Regions from separate parts of the Mus musculus genome. Here regions 2 and 3 are each linked to region 1. The links are chromatin contacts, found by POLR2A ChIA-PET in ENCODE. All regions are on one chromosome and are shown on one strand. The core of a region is the stretch at or near the end of the contact, and the rest is flanking DNA. Distances in the headings are between cores, read along the strand shown. Region 1 holds the start of Xbp1 (X-box binding protein 1). Region 2 holds the start of Dbnl (drebrin-like). Region 3 holds the start of Rhbdd3 (rhomboid domain containing 3).

Region 1 (4,720 bases), core at 202-2,701:
CTAAAGGGCTGAAGCAGTTTAGGATGGGCCCTGATATGGATGGGATGAAAGCATGGCCTGAAGTCCCTTTACCTCTTCTTCCAAATCCACCACTTGCTGCTCCAGCTCGCTCATCCGGGCTTTCTTTCTATCTCGAGCAGTCTGCGCTGCTACTCTGTTTTTCAGTTTCCTTGGGGAGGAGACAGGGAACATAACTGAGTCATCTCCAGCTTTCATGTGTCTTCATTTGTAGACGTGGCCAGCTGGTGCTTTCGTTGACTTTACAGAATAAGGCTTAGCAAGTAAACACGCTTAAAGCTCCTATCAAAACGCACACGCACACGCATACACACGCTGCTTTCTATCCACAGGCCTTGAAGACTTGCTTGATTCTCTCCCGTGCGGCTGTCCACCCGGATCTCATTTTACCACCGGGCTGATACATTCCCGTTGCGTCATATGCTTCTTCCCTCCTCCCCCGCTACTTTCTGGGTCCAATTCCGTCCCACAGGCTCCTTGCTAGAGCGATATCCGTGAAGGCGGCGGGGACGCTACCAACTGTCCCTCCCCAAGCCAAACTCTCGGGATGCCGGACGCTGTGGACTCGGTTCCCAGGGTGGGGTTCCCAAGTGGCTGCAATGACAGCTGGAGCGGTTCCTACCCTACGACCACAAAGAGCGAGCATTTACAGAGGACTGGGCGTCGGGCACCTTCTTCTGTGCCTGTGTCGGGAGCTCCTGCACACACCCCCGACGCAGACCTTCGGAGGGGCATCCCCCTCAGCTCCGCTTCCCAGGTTAGACACTAGAGGTGAATCTAACCCACCGTACGGAGCCCACCAGCTGGCACACACGAGAGAGTCCCAATCCCAGTCCTGCCGCCCCGCGCCCCAGCCTTGCCCGCCGGGCCCACCTCCGCAGCGCTTTCTCCTCCGGGCTCAGGTGCGTGAGCCGCTGCCGCTTGCGAGCCTGCGGTGTCCCGCTCGCCTCCGACCCTGCTGCCCGCGGACCGGGTACCATGAGCGGCAGCGCCCGGCCGCCGGAGGCGGGCTGGCCAGATAAGAGTAGCACTTTGGGGGCCGCCGTGGCCGCGCTCGGCGCCGCTGCCACCACCACCATAGCCAGGAAACGTCTACGCCAGCGCCGCCACCGCCCCGTGGCCTCCTGCCGCGCCCAGCCTTTCTAGGGTCGTGGCCGTCCGCGATTGGCCGGTGCTCCGTGACGCGCGGGTATATTCATCACTTATTGGTCCTGTAGTCCCGGGGGCGGGCTCAACTCGGGCGGGGTGAGTGTCCAGCGTGGCTGCACAGCTGTTCTCCGCCGTGCAAACTGGGCCTTAGGGTGGATGGACGGTGGCGACCACTGGTTGCTGGAGTCCAAGGATCTTCGGCAGACGTCCCCACCCCGGCTGAGGATTGCCAGGCTGTCCTCTCAGGCCAGATTTCCAGACCGAGTCTCACGGTTTTACCCTAGCCCGACCCCATTTTAATGTCCGGCGCTACGTCCCCCGTCCCGTCCCCCCCCCCCCCCCACTTCCCAGTACAGCAGAAAATTGAACTGGTGGCATATCCGGCTTAGGGTTAGCGGACACACACACACACCTGGGAAATTTTCACAAAATGAGTCTTTAGAAAATGAGATGATTGCAAAACTAAATGTAGCAGGGTAGTACTCACTTGTAATCTCAGCACTTTATTGCCAGTTTGAGAGCAGCCTGGGCTACATAGGGAGGTCTAGCTAGGCCAGCTGGGGCTATAGATCAAACCCTATTTCATATAAATTAATTGATATAAATTAATAACTTTAAAAGAAAACACTAGAGCCTTGGCTAGCATGTAGTAAGGGATTAGTAAATAAAGTCTGCATAGTGAGAATACATGTGGTTTCGTTTTTCTTCTTATTTCTGATCTCTTCTGGTATGAGCTTTTATCACTGTTGTCTTTGTTTTGCTGTGCTGGAGCCAGACCCCAGAACCTAATGCTCTAGCACTCCACTATTCCCCTTTACTGTGGAACTAGAGATACCACTGAGCTATATATACCTCCAGACTTTAGTATTCCTTTCATTAGGGAATGGGAGTGAGGAGGGGGTGGAAATAGGTTTCAGGGGATGGGATGGGGTGGGGGAGAGTGTACTCTTCTATTGCTTTCCGCCTTATAAGAGTCAGTGCACTTGAAGCTTGCCCCTGAGGCTATGCTGGCTGGCCATTACACCTCCATGGTCTGCTTGTCTCTGCTCTCTGCCACTGGGGTTACGATCAGGCTCAGCCTTGCCAACCTTTCACCTGGGTGCTGGGCGTTTTTCACCTACACAGCCACCCCTACATTAGTATTTTTTTTCCTTTTCCTATTTCCAATAATTTATTTTTTATTCACTTTATATCCCAATCATAGCCCCCTCTTCCTAGTCCCACCCTTACAAATCCCCCCCCCCCATTGCTCCCTCCCCTTCTCCTTAGAGAATACCTCTTTGATACCACCCTACCCTGGGACATCTAGTCTCAGCAGGACTAGGTACAACATCTCCCATTGAGGCCCAACCAGGCAGTCCAGGGAGGCGGAGGGGATCCAATGGCAGGGAACAGAGACCAAGATAGCTCCACTCCACTTGTTAGGGGACCCACATACAGACCAGGCTGCACGTTTGCTACAGATGGGGGTGGGGGGGATAAGTTCAGCTCCTGTAGGTTTCCTTGTCAGTGGCCCAGGCTCTGTGAGCCCCCATGGTCCCAGGTTAGTTGACTCTGTATGTCTCCTTGGGGCATCCTTGACCCCCTTCCACTGCTCAGTTCTATTCCCATCTCTTCCACAAGACTCCCAGCTCAACTCAATGCTTAGCTGTGGGTCTCTGCATCTGTCTCCATCTGCTACTGGATGAAGCCTCTCGGAAGACAGTTATGCTAGGCTCCTGACTGCAAGCTTAGCAGAGCATCATTAGTAGTGTCAGGGATCCGCTCTCTCACATGGGATGGATCTCAAGTTGGGCCGGGCATTGGTTGGCTATATTGGTCTGCTCCATCTTTATCCCTGCACTTCTTATAGGCAAGGCGATTGATGTCCCCTTCTCTCCTCTAGAAGTCTTGCCTGGCTACAGGAGGTGGCCACTTCAGTCTCTATATCCCCCTCTGGTAGGAATCTCAGCTAGGGATACCCCCATAGACTTACCCTCCTCCCTGCCGCCCCATCCAAGGCCTCCAGCTCATCACCAGAGAACACAGCATCCTCACCCCCAGCCCTCTCCCAACCACCCCCATGCATCAGGTTGTTTTGGTTTTGCTTTTTTTGAGGTTTTTTTTTTTTTTTTTTTTTTTAGATTTATTCATTTTATGTATGTGAATACACTCACTCTCCAGATACACCAGAAGAGGGCATCGGATCCCATTTCAGATGGTTGTGAGCCACCATGTGGGTGCTGGAACTTGAACTCAGAACCTCTAGAAGAGCAGTCAGTGTTCTTAACCACTGAGCCATCTCTCCAGACCCCACATTAGTATTGTTTTAATAAGGAGAAAATAAAATGTTCCTTGTGAAAACAGAGCCAGGCTTTACCCTGGATCCCTTGGCCTGTGGCAAAGTCACGCAGGAGGCTAGAACTGGTTGTTTTGTTGGTTGCTTGAGTTTTTTGTTTTGTTTTGTTTGTTCTAAACCAGCAAAGTTTGGTTTTACCCTAGATCTCTGATCTATCTAGGTTCTGGTTCTTGGTCCCCCAAGTCATCCAGGGAGGAGAGCCAGGCTCATTTGGAAGAGGAGGCACCCGTTGGCAGTAAGAGAGCAATTTAGACCAAGATATTAAACCCAGAGAAACCTGAGACTACTCACAGATGCACGTTTGTTTTCTGGAAGCAACTCCAGGTGTTAAGTTCCCTAGATTACAAACAGAATCTCTGCTTCCTGCTTCCTGTCTGACGATACTGCTTCCCACTCCGTGCTTGGCACATGCCCGGCGCTCGGTGTTCAAAGATGAGTAAAATTGCTAGTTGGCAATTGGAAATTATGCCAAACTTCAAAGAGTTCTAAGTGATGGTTCAGATTGGCTCTTTGAAATTATAAATATACTTTGCCAGGGAGGAAAACTCTTTTCATCCGCCCTTGAAAGCAATGCTTCTCACCCTTCCTAACGCTGCGACCCTTTAATACAGTTCCTCGTGTGGGATGGACAAAGCCCAAGATGCAGGGGAGTGGGGGGTAGGGAGAGCATTTATCGGCTTCTGTTTTGGTCTTGGTTACGGGGATAGAAGTGGAATGTTGACTTTTCATTCCTTTGTATATTTTTCCAGGCTTTTTATCTCTCCGGCAAACAATTTCAAATCATATTGAAAGCAATAACTTGACCGGCTGCAAACTGCTGCTCATGAAATCTTCAACAATAAGAGCAGACACTTGAATGGTTTCATATCCTCTGTCCAAGATTAAGTAGATAAGTCTTGCATCAGATTCCATTACTGTCTTAAAACATCCACAAGACGCAACTGATAGAAGCTAGATAAACTACAAAGTCCCTAGCTTCTGTGACATGTAAGAAGCAGTGACAAGCAAGCAAAATACAGAGTCAAAAGACAAATCAAAGAAAAGGGGCGGGGGGTCGATGGTCTGAACCCACAGAAGAGACACTGTCTCTTAGGAGATCTTAGACAAGCCACAAAGCGCCGGAGATGTGGCTGCTTAGAGGACACTCGCCTGCACACTGTAAAGTAGCTAATGCCACCAAGCTGTAGGCTTAGAGATGCTGAAAATGCTAAATTG
Region 2 (5,069 bases), core at 2,148-4,647, 270 kb before region 1:
ACTATGATACTGTTGTTTGGGTTCATACTCACCTCCTGTGCCAGCCACACGGATGTCATTGCTGTTGCCTTCATAGGTAAAAAGAGCCCTGCAAGGAAACACAAGTGGGCTCAGTGCTGACTCAGGGCTCTGGGCCTCCTCTGCAGCTAGCGCAGCAGGAACAAGCTGCTCTGCACTGAGACTACTCAACAGCTACTCTGAGGATAGCACAGGACTTAGTATAAGAAAGCCACTGGGAGCCAGGCAGTGGTGGCGCACGCCTTTAATCCCAGCACTTGGGAGGCAGAGGCAGGTGGATTTCTGAGTTTGAGGCCAGCCTGGTCTACAAAGTGAGTTCCAGGACAGCCAGGGCTACACAGAGAAACTTTGTCTCGAAAAACAAAACAAAAAAAAAAAAAACAAAAAAAAAAGAAAGAAAGCCACTGGGACTGGGGAAGGACATATGAACATATACTTAGGGGAGGATAAAAGTGGGAGGGTTATGTGTTCTTTCTACACACTAGTGAATAAAACACTCAGCTGGCTTTCAGGCACATAAATTTCAAAAGGCAAAAGATGTCTTCATATTCCTGAATCCAAACACCTAACGTAGAAGCAGGAGGGAGAAAGGTGCACTGGGGACTCCTGGGTGGGTATCAGCCCTGCCTTCATAGCCTGAGGGTAGACAGCAGGGCTTCCTGTCTTGAGATTCTCCTGCAAACATGCACTTTACCAGGCAGATATAGCAACAGAAAGTAGACAATGACAACACTGAGTTCCAGTGAAGACCACAGAGCCACCAAGGCTCTAATGGATAGTTGTCCAGTGGCTTTTTTTCCATCTACTGGCGCCTTGCACCTGTGTGTCCTGTGAGTGCATCTGCACATGAACACGCACACATGCACAATACACATATCGCCCCAAATAAAATTTCCAGTTCAGAGATTTTTTTTCTTACCTTCAATAGAACTCTCACCTCTTCTTTTAAATCAGTGTGAACAACGCCTGGTACGTGTATGCTGACTGGACTGCAGCTATGAACAATTCCTAAAAGGTCCGACCCATGGAGCTTAACTTCCCTACACCTGATGCTAATGTACAGTGTACACAGAGTGTAATAGGAACCAGATAAGCACAGGTCATGCCAGGCTCTTCAGGGAGGAGGCTGAAGCTAGATTATAGATGAGAGAAACTAAAGCTATGGCTCTGGTCTACAGTGTCACGGTACCAGCTCTGTGTGTGTGACCTTTTTTGGCTACCAAATTGAAGACTACCTCTTTTTGACAGTCTCTTTTTCTGCATGGCTTAATCCATCCATCAAAACATATGACAGCTAGGCACAAGGGTCTACCTGACCATGTTAGGGAAGAGAAAAAGCACACACACACACACAAACACACACACACACACACACACACACACACACACACACACACACACACAGAGTCCATGAGGGTTCCCAGCATGTTTCTTATTTGTATCACAAAGAAATGAAACTAGGAGAGAGGACAAAGTGACTATCACTTTAGTCTCAGGGAACTCCACAGTCTTTTCTGGCCTCTGAAGGCATGCATGTGGCCCATGTACTAGGAATTTAGGAGGACTCTCTGAGAAGACAACCCTAGCATAGAGACATAAAGGACAAGAAGCAATCAAGATGATGTATATGTATGTTCCATGCAGGGGAAGCAGCAAGATCAGAGGTTCTGTTTGATGAGGAACTAGCTTGCAGTTTTGAGGAAGAGAAAGACTTTGGTACAAGGGTGGTCAACAGGTGTGGCCAGAGTAGTAAGCAGGAGGGGCAACAGGAACCAGGGCAGACAGGGTAAGAGTCTGGGCTTTACTAAAGTGCAACAGGAAGACACTGCATTTATGGGCAGGGAAGTTAAGATGGCCCAGATATTCTCTCAGCTAGCGAGTGGGGACCTGCCACAAAAATCTTGCTGAGTGACTACTGAAATGGCTGTGACAGTGAGGGTGGAGGCCAGAGGCTCGTTCAACTGGAGTGGCAGCACCGTCTGCATACAGTACTGTAGGAAGCTGGGCAGTAGCATGGCTGCTGGGGCAGATGAACAGTGTATGGGGAAAGAGCAAGATCTGCACCCTCAGAAGGAACAATGGGTGGATGAGGCAGGACAATGTCAGACCAAGGTGGAGCAGATGATTCTAGTAGGAGGCTCAATGTGTGCTCGGGAGACAGACACAGGTGAGATCGTGGCCAACCTGGTCTACACAGTGAGTTCCAGGCCAGCCAGAGCTACACAGTCTCAAAAGCAAGCAAGCAAGCAAAGCAAGCAAGGTCAGTGAAGAGTTATAAGCATGGGTGAAGGGCACTGCTAGCTAGGTTGTGAGGTATTCCCCAAACAGTGATGGTTCTGAGACGACTAGAGGGCCAAAAGATAAAGAGGAGAGACAACACAGTAGAACAGAAGAGATGATTGGCCAGAGTTCTGCAATAGGGGAAGTCTCCAGGGAAGACTCAACACAGGCAAACTCAGTATAGCGCCCCTCAGTGCTGACCACAGGGTAGTGGTGGCCCCACCAGAACTCCAAAGTCCAGTTTGTGTTCCCCAGAATTTGTCCACCTGCCATACTCATCAGATGTCTGAGAAACTGAAGCACTAAAAACTGGCTAACGGAAGCATGTTAAGTAAACGGAAAGTGAAAGAGAATTACTATAGACTGGTATGCATGTAGCAGAAACCTAAGAGGGCTCAGCAGGGCCACTCCAGAAACTTCAGATCTAGTTCACAGTACTGTAATGGCTCCTGGGGTGGTGAAGGAAGGATGGAGCCTTTTCTCAAACAGGTGACAGGATCCCATTTTCAGTCCCAGAATCAGGGACCCAGACCTGTGACATCCTTGACTGAGCCCTGTGTGAGCTCATGACCTCAACCCACTGCTCACGCCGCTTTCAAGGTCTCTTCCTGAACTCAGGGTTTAGAAGACGTGGTTTCCGCCTTCCAGGGAGTTGGGGAACTGCGCGGGACCCCTTTGTCCAGTGAGGTCCCAGAAACGCAGAGCCTGGCGGAAAGCAGAAAGCACAACCAGGCAGAGATCTTCAGGGCAGAGCCGACCGACCACTAGGTGGCAGGGGAGAGGCCCGGGGGTACTCGCCGGGGGGACGGCGGTGGCGAGGGTGGGGTAGCATCTCGCTAGGCTTCAGGAAGGTGGACAGGTGATCCTGCAATACTACGGCTACGCCGCGACCTCCACCTTCCCGCTCTGGCGCCTCTCCGGCCCCGCCTTGCTGCCTACCAGTCGGTCGGGGATTTCTCGGTGACTACGCGCACGTAGGCCTCCTGCAGCGCCGGCCCGTTCCGGCTCAGGTTCACCGCCATGGCACGCCCCACGGTCCCCGCGATGCAGCAGCTTCAGCTTTCTGCCGGCCTCCAGTGACGGCCGGAAGCCCCGCCCCGGAGGCCGGAAGCCTCGCCTCTGACGTGCAGAAGCCGCGCCCAAGAGGCCGGAAGCGGAAGTGGAGAGAAGGCGAGCTAGGCTGAGGGTAAAGTTGAGGCGGGGTGCTGGTGAATGAAGATCCACGAGAGGCGGGCCTGCCCGTAGGTCCTCGTTCGTCCGCATCTGCAGGGCGTGGGCTCGATTTAGAGCTTCACGCTGGTTCGTCTCTCATTAGTTAATGTATTTTGTTTAAGAGCAAGCTGTATGCGCGCAGGCGCCTCGGAAATTTCATCTGATAGTCGGACATGATGGCTACGCCTTCAACCCCAGCCTAGCCCGGTGTACAGCGCAAGTTCCAGGATGGCGAGGGCTAGGCAGAGAAGCCCTGTTTGGAAAAACCAAAGAAGAAAAGGAAAAAAACATGAATCTGCTGTGTTAGGCGTAGAGGTACAAGCCTGTGATCCTAGCGCGCAACTGGCAGAGGCAGAAGCTTGAGTTCTAGCCCGGCCTGGGCATTGCCTAGATCTTCTAAATAAAGTAAAATGAAATATTTGATGTGATAGTGGGGTAATGAAGAGAACCTGCTTTGTGCTTCACTTCTATTTCCAGACAGTTGCCTGAACGTCCCTATGAGAGACCATACTCTGTTGTCGTAAACTAAAACGAACCCTTACTTCTCTAAACTGCTTTTAGCTAGGGCATTTTATCACAGCAACAGAAATGAAACTAGAACAGTGGGGGTCGAAGTTACATTTAAAATGTTGCAAGAATGGGGCTGGAAGTGTTGTTCGTGTATTTAATCTCAGCACTGGGGAGGCAGAGGCAAGCCTGGTCTACATAGTTGAGTTCCAGCCTATCTCAAAGACAAAAAAAGGGGTGGAGGGGCTGGAGAGATGGCTTGGTGGTTAAGAGCACTGACTGCTCTTCCAGGGGATCCAGGATTGATTCCTAGCACCTATGTGGCAGCTCACAACCCTCTGTAACTCCAGCCCTAGCCCTCATCTAGTCTCTGCTGGGACTAGGTATGGCCATGGTGCACTTAAACAATCACACAATATAAAAATAAGATGGGTGTGGTGGCACATGACTTCAATCCCTGAACCTGGGAAGCAAAGGCAGATAGATCTCTGAGTTTGAGTCCAGCCTGGTCTACATAGTGGATTACTGGCTATAAGTGAGTCCCTCTCTCAAAAAAGTATTAAAAAAGAAACTTCTGGCTGGGCAGTGGTGGCGCACGCCTTTAGTCCCAGCATTTGGGAGGCAGAAGCAGTTGGATTTCTGAGTTTAAGGCCAGCCTGGTCTACAGGGTGAGTTCCAGGGACAGCCAGAACTATACAGAGAAACCCTGTTCCGAAAACAAACAAAAACAAGAAGAAACTTCAGCTCCATCTAGCAAGCCCAAATCTTCCAAGAGAGGTTATTATGTGTGTGGTATATGCACATGGGCCAGGGTAGATGCATACTACTGTGCTGTTGGAGGCCAGAGGACAGTGTCAAGTATCCTGCTCTTTCATTATCCACCCTATTCCTTAGAGGCAGGTCTCTTACTGAGCCTGGAGCTAGGCTGGTAGGCAGCAAACCACAGTGATCCTCCTGTCTCCGCCGCTCCACAGTACTGATGCTATATACAGAGCCAAACCCAGCTCTTGAAGCAGTTGCTGGGTGTTTGAACTCAGGTCTTCAAGCTTGTG
Region 3 (4,448 bases), core at 42-2,541, 420 kb after region 1:
AAGCTTCCTCTTGCACCTTCTTACAACCATTCCATCCCTGGGCACTAGGGGACAGGTCCATGGACATAGGGAACTGGGCCTCGAGTCCTCTGGACCAGTCTCTTCTCTTTCTTGGCGATAGGAATGGAAACTAGGGCCTCATACATCATAGGCAAGCCGTAACACTCCTGCAACCATATCTTCAATTAATAAAACGTAACTTGTAAGAATCCAATAATGAATCCAGCTGCTCCTCCTAGAACACAATACACGCCTTTCTCCCCTTCAGATTCCGACCGGCCTCTAGTGAGACACTATGAGTGGCGAACTAACAGACTCGGACGCCTGGATCTCTCACCTGAAGGTGATTTTACATAAAATGGGGAACTGGGGGGCTACACATCGGGCTCCCAGCTCCCTTCCCTGCCTGCCCCGGGCCAGAAGCTCCGGCATTGAAGCCACGCCCATCCTCAGAAGGGTGCGACACGCCTACTTCTCCCACATGGACCCTGGTTTCTTCCGAGTCCTCGCCCGCCATGCTAATGTTTGTCTGTGTCTGTCCACTGTGTCAGTAACTCTCAGAAAAGCAAAACCAAAAACCCCACCAATCGCCAACAATCCGCCTCAGTGTCTTTCTGGAGCCCTTGTCAGAGACCTCAGAGCTATGCATATCACACCCTGCCTACCTTGCAGGGAAGCCAGGAGGACAGAGTGGGAAGGCAAGGACAGTGTGGCGAAGCTTCCGGGCGGTGTACAGAGAGGGGAGGCCCGGGGTCTGGGTCGCATTCAGCTTTGTAACTTTAAGGAAAGAACTCAATTTCGTGGGTTCTGGGTTTTCTGTTGAAACAAGGGGATGGGTTGAAGGACGATCACAGGGCTTCTCAACCCCGACCGTTACTGGGGTCGGGCGCGGCATTCCCGGCCTCCCTCCCAAGCCGACGGCCCTCGGTCCCCTCCCCCGCCCGCTCAGGCCACGCGTCCAGGGGCCTGGGGAGCATGTCCTCCCACCCCCACCCACCCTAGAAAACCGAGCAGGGGGGCCCGCCCGGTAAGTCCGGCCGCCGGTTCCAGGCCGAGCCCTCGGTGCCCGAAACCCGCTGCACGCACACAGAGGCGCGTGATCCCGCCCGCCGATTAGTCAGCAGTTGTTTCAGGCCGGCCGGGATCCCTTCCCCCAGCCCTCCCGCCAGCCTCCGTCTCCCTCCAGGGCAGACTCTTCAGAGACGGTCCCTAGAGCCAGCGGGCGTAACCATTCCGAGCCACCGCGCCTCGCGCCAAGGAGCTCTCGGGTTCGTGGGTAACCCTCGCTCACTGGCGCGCTGGCCCCCGAGGCGCCTTTTTTTTTTAGACCACTCGTCACGTCCGGCTCTTTGGGAGAGGATCGGGTCAACGGTTTCGGGAGCGAAGAGCCGAAGAGCTCCGGTTCGCTCCTCTTCGGCCACCCCCGAGGCCTGGCCCGATGGTAGCGTCCGAGGTTGCGGGTTTCGCGCCTGCGCAGTGCGGCGCCTAGGGGGAACGCGAGAAGGAGACGGACGTTGAGAGAACGAGGAGGAAGGCGAGAAAATGGCGTCCACGGGTAAGCGGAGTGGGATCGCGGTCCCGCCGGCGACAGCTGGGACACCCAGACTGGGAGGCGCTCGTCTCTGGGGGTGGCAGGGATGACTGAGTGAAGTCGCCGAAAGGGGTTGGAGTTCCCGCCGCGGCCCGACGAGCTCGGGGGTGGGGGTGGGGGATCCGCGTTCCCTTCCCCTCCCCCACTAGGCGGGCTGGTTCTGGAACCTTTTGGCGGCCGCGTTGCGCGCGAGGGCCTCGCGGTAGCTGAGGCGTGCAGAGCCCGTCCAGGCCTCCTTTGTGTGGTGGTTGTCGGGGCCGGGTGCTCCGGGTCTCTCGCCACGTGGGCCGGGCCTAGGGCCTCCGAGGGCCCGAAGGGGACCGCGGCTGGGCCTGGAGCCCATCACCCCGAAGGCGCGTGAAGCGAGGTGTCTGATGGCGGCTCGAGAAGCCGTGGCCGGTTTCCCGTGGAACGTCTCCTCCCATCGCTAGCCCCAGGGCAAGTGTTTACTGTGTAGGGACTCAGAAAAACAAACAAAAAGCCGTCGCGAATGTGTAAGCTGAGGGGCGCCGGCTTAAGAGGGGAGCCCCATTATCCCCCAGGCCTGGCCCGGCCCGACCAAGCTGCCCCCTCGGAGGACCTAGTTGGTTCCCCTAAATCTTCGTGCTCCCCACTCAAGAGGCTTCGATTTAATCATGAGTTAACTCCACCTCCTTCCCTACCCAAAAAGCAGTGGCTTCCCAGTGTCCTTTTCTCAGCAACCGGCGCGGGGGATCGGTTGTATAACAAGGTCCGTCTGGATCCGGAGAGGAGACTCTTTTCCAGAAAGAGATTTCTAGCAGCTTTGATCCAGGAGAGGCAGAAAAGCCTCGGCACGCCACGTTTCTGTAGGCCTGCTCGTTAAGCTAGCCGGCTGATTTATTTCTTGGCCCTATTGAGGCCAGGGGAAGAGACCCATAGCGGATTTTGAAAGTCCAGGGCGGGAACTCTAGAATGTGATGGTTATGTTGTGGTCCTTACCGAGAGAATAAGTGTAGCCTAGCCCTCACCTGCAGTTTAGAATACAGTTAACTGGCACAGTGGCGGGTTTTTTGTTTGTTTTTGTTTTTGCTTCTAGCGGAATCTAGGGTCTGGTGATGTGGCCTTGGAGGCAGGAGGAGAAAACAAGTGGGGGTGACAGGAAAAGCTCTGGGTTCTTCATTTGGCTTAGGAAAGCTTCCAGCATCACAATTTGACGACGCAAACGATGTAGTTAGTAAACAGCTTGCTTTTGGTACCAGGCTACCCAAAGTGTCCCTAAGAGAAGACTGAGATACGACTACAGTCCAATATATCCTAGTGGAAAATGGTTTCTTTGGTGGTCCTTTTACCCTTCTCTTAACCTCTAAAGCCCAAGAAGGCAATTGCAGTTTTTCTGCTTGATAGATCATTGCCACTTTTTAGTCATCTTTGTTATCAGAAAATGTTGATAGCACCCTGAACCAAATTTAAGTTGAAAAGTGTGCTCTGCTATACCCACAGTCCTGGCCCTGCTGAGGGGACTTTATTAAGGGCTTTCCTGAAAAACTTAGTTTTAGACTTTTTTTAAAGGGTCGGTGGCGATGCACCGGTGCTGGGAAGGCAGAGGTAGGTGGTCTCTGAGTTTGAGGACAGCCAGGGCTACACAGAGAAATCCTGTCCTAGAAAAAAAATTTTTTTTCTTGAGCCTTTCAGTTCTTAAAATAACTTTTTTTTTTGGTCCCAACAAACTTACCCTTGCTAGCTACAGGAATTATGTAGCCTAAACCTTCCTATTCAGCTTGGCTAATGGCTGCCCTGAAGCAAGCCACTGCCTAAGGGGAGTAATGGTTTCCCTCCTCTGTATCTTGTAGAACAGTAACTATAGAGTGTGTCCAGTAAAGCAGAATTACAGTCTCTAAATAACTACCAGAACAAAAAGTAAAACATTAGCATTCTAGGATGCCCCTACATCATAATCTCTCAGCCTGCTCTGTGTGTGTGTGTGTGTGTGTGTGTGTGTGTGTGTGTGAAGTGTTTACGTATCCGGGCATTTAAAGACTTATTTTTTCAATTGTTAAATTATCTGACCATTGCTTCAGTGTCATGCTTGTAGGTAGATAAACATGGGGGGGGGGTCGCTTTTTCCTTAGCCTACCAAATCCTTTGGCAGCACCCTCGTCTCAAGTGGTTGGCTGTTCTGTATCAGCATTGCCAATTTTACATAACTGCTCTTGTGTAAGTCTTTGTAAACATCAAACTTAATGCCAATGACTCAAAAAGTCGTTTTTACACAGAAACCTCAACAAAATGTAGGTTGCAGTATTTGCTTTGTTGTTTGTTTTTCATATAAAGAATGTGGCAAGTAGCCAGTCATCATCTAATCCTAGATTGGGGAGCGCAGCGTTTGAGGCCAGCTAAAGCTACATAGTGAGACCCTGTCTATAAATAAATAAATAAACAAACAAATAAACGGCAGAAAGGTAGACAAAGGAAGGTAGCAAGTAGGCATGGAGGTACACACCTATAATTTCAACACTAGTTGTAGACAGCCATACGGGGTCTGTAGCAAGTTTGAGGCTAGCCTGGTCTATATAACTAATTAAGGTCAGCCAGCTAAGTAGTTAGATCCTATCTCAGAACCACTACTTCACCACCACAGAAAATGTAGCTTTATTGGAAATGCTTCAGAATTTTGTTAGAGGATTATTTTCTTCATTGTAGATATCTTTTGAACAGTTTACTGATACTATTGGTAATCAGAGCTCTGAATTTAAAAGTGTAGAAGGAAAGTAGTCCCATGAGGTGCAGAAAGGTTGAAAGAGTCGATTTTAAGAGGTGAGTTCAGGCCAGGTGGTGTTGGTGCAGGCCTTTAGTCCCAACACTTGTGGGGCAAAGGCGGGTGTTTCAAAGCCATCCC

Evidence for each region. ChIA-PET counts read pairs that join two places held with the same protein, here RNA polymerase II (POLR2A).
Region 2: POLR2A ChIA-PET joins it to region 1 with 15 read pairs in Patski. The contact joins the promoter of Dbnl here to the promoter of Xbp1 in region 1. POLR2A ChIA-PET finds 5 or more read pairs at or near these places in 2 of 5 experiments (Patski and embryonic stem cell).
Region 3: POLR2A ChIA-PET joins it to region 1 with 30 read pairs in Patski. The contact joins the promoter of Rhbdd3 here to the promoter of Xbp1 in region 1. POLR2A ChIA-PET finds 5 or more read pairs at or near these places in 3 of 5 experiments (Patski and embryonic stem cell).

The regions. Positions count from the first base shown.
Region 1 is chr11:5,517,372-5,522,091 of GRCm38, reverse strand. It overlaps Xbp1 (X-box binding protein 1), which reads right to left and starts at 1,451. Exons shown (of 6, transcript NM_001271730.1): 1 at 892-1,451; 2 at 73-169. The coding sequence starts at 1,097.
Region 2 is chr11:5,786,811-5,791,879 of GRCm38, reverse strand. Dbnl (drebrin-like) reads right to left here and starts at 3,397. Exons shown (of 13, transcript NM_001146309.1): 1 at 3,238-3,397; 2 at 33-88. The coding sequence starts at 3,320.
Region 3 is chr11:5,096,116-5,100,563 of GRCm38, reverse strand. Rhbdd3 (rhomboid domain containing 3) reads right to left here and starts at 1,291. Exons shown (of 9, transcript NM_177370.4): 1 at 998-1,291; 2 at 666-816; 3 at 1-167. Ewsr1 (Ewing sarcoma breakpoint region 1) reads left to right here and starts at 1,468. Exons shown (of 17, transcript NM_007968.4): 1 at 1,468-1,555. The coding sequence starts at 1,543.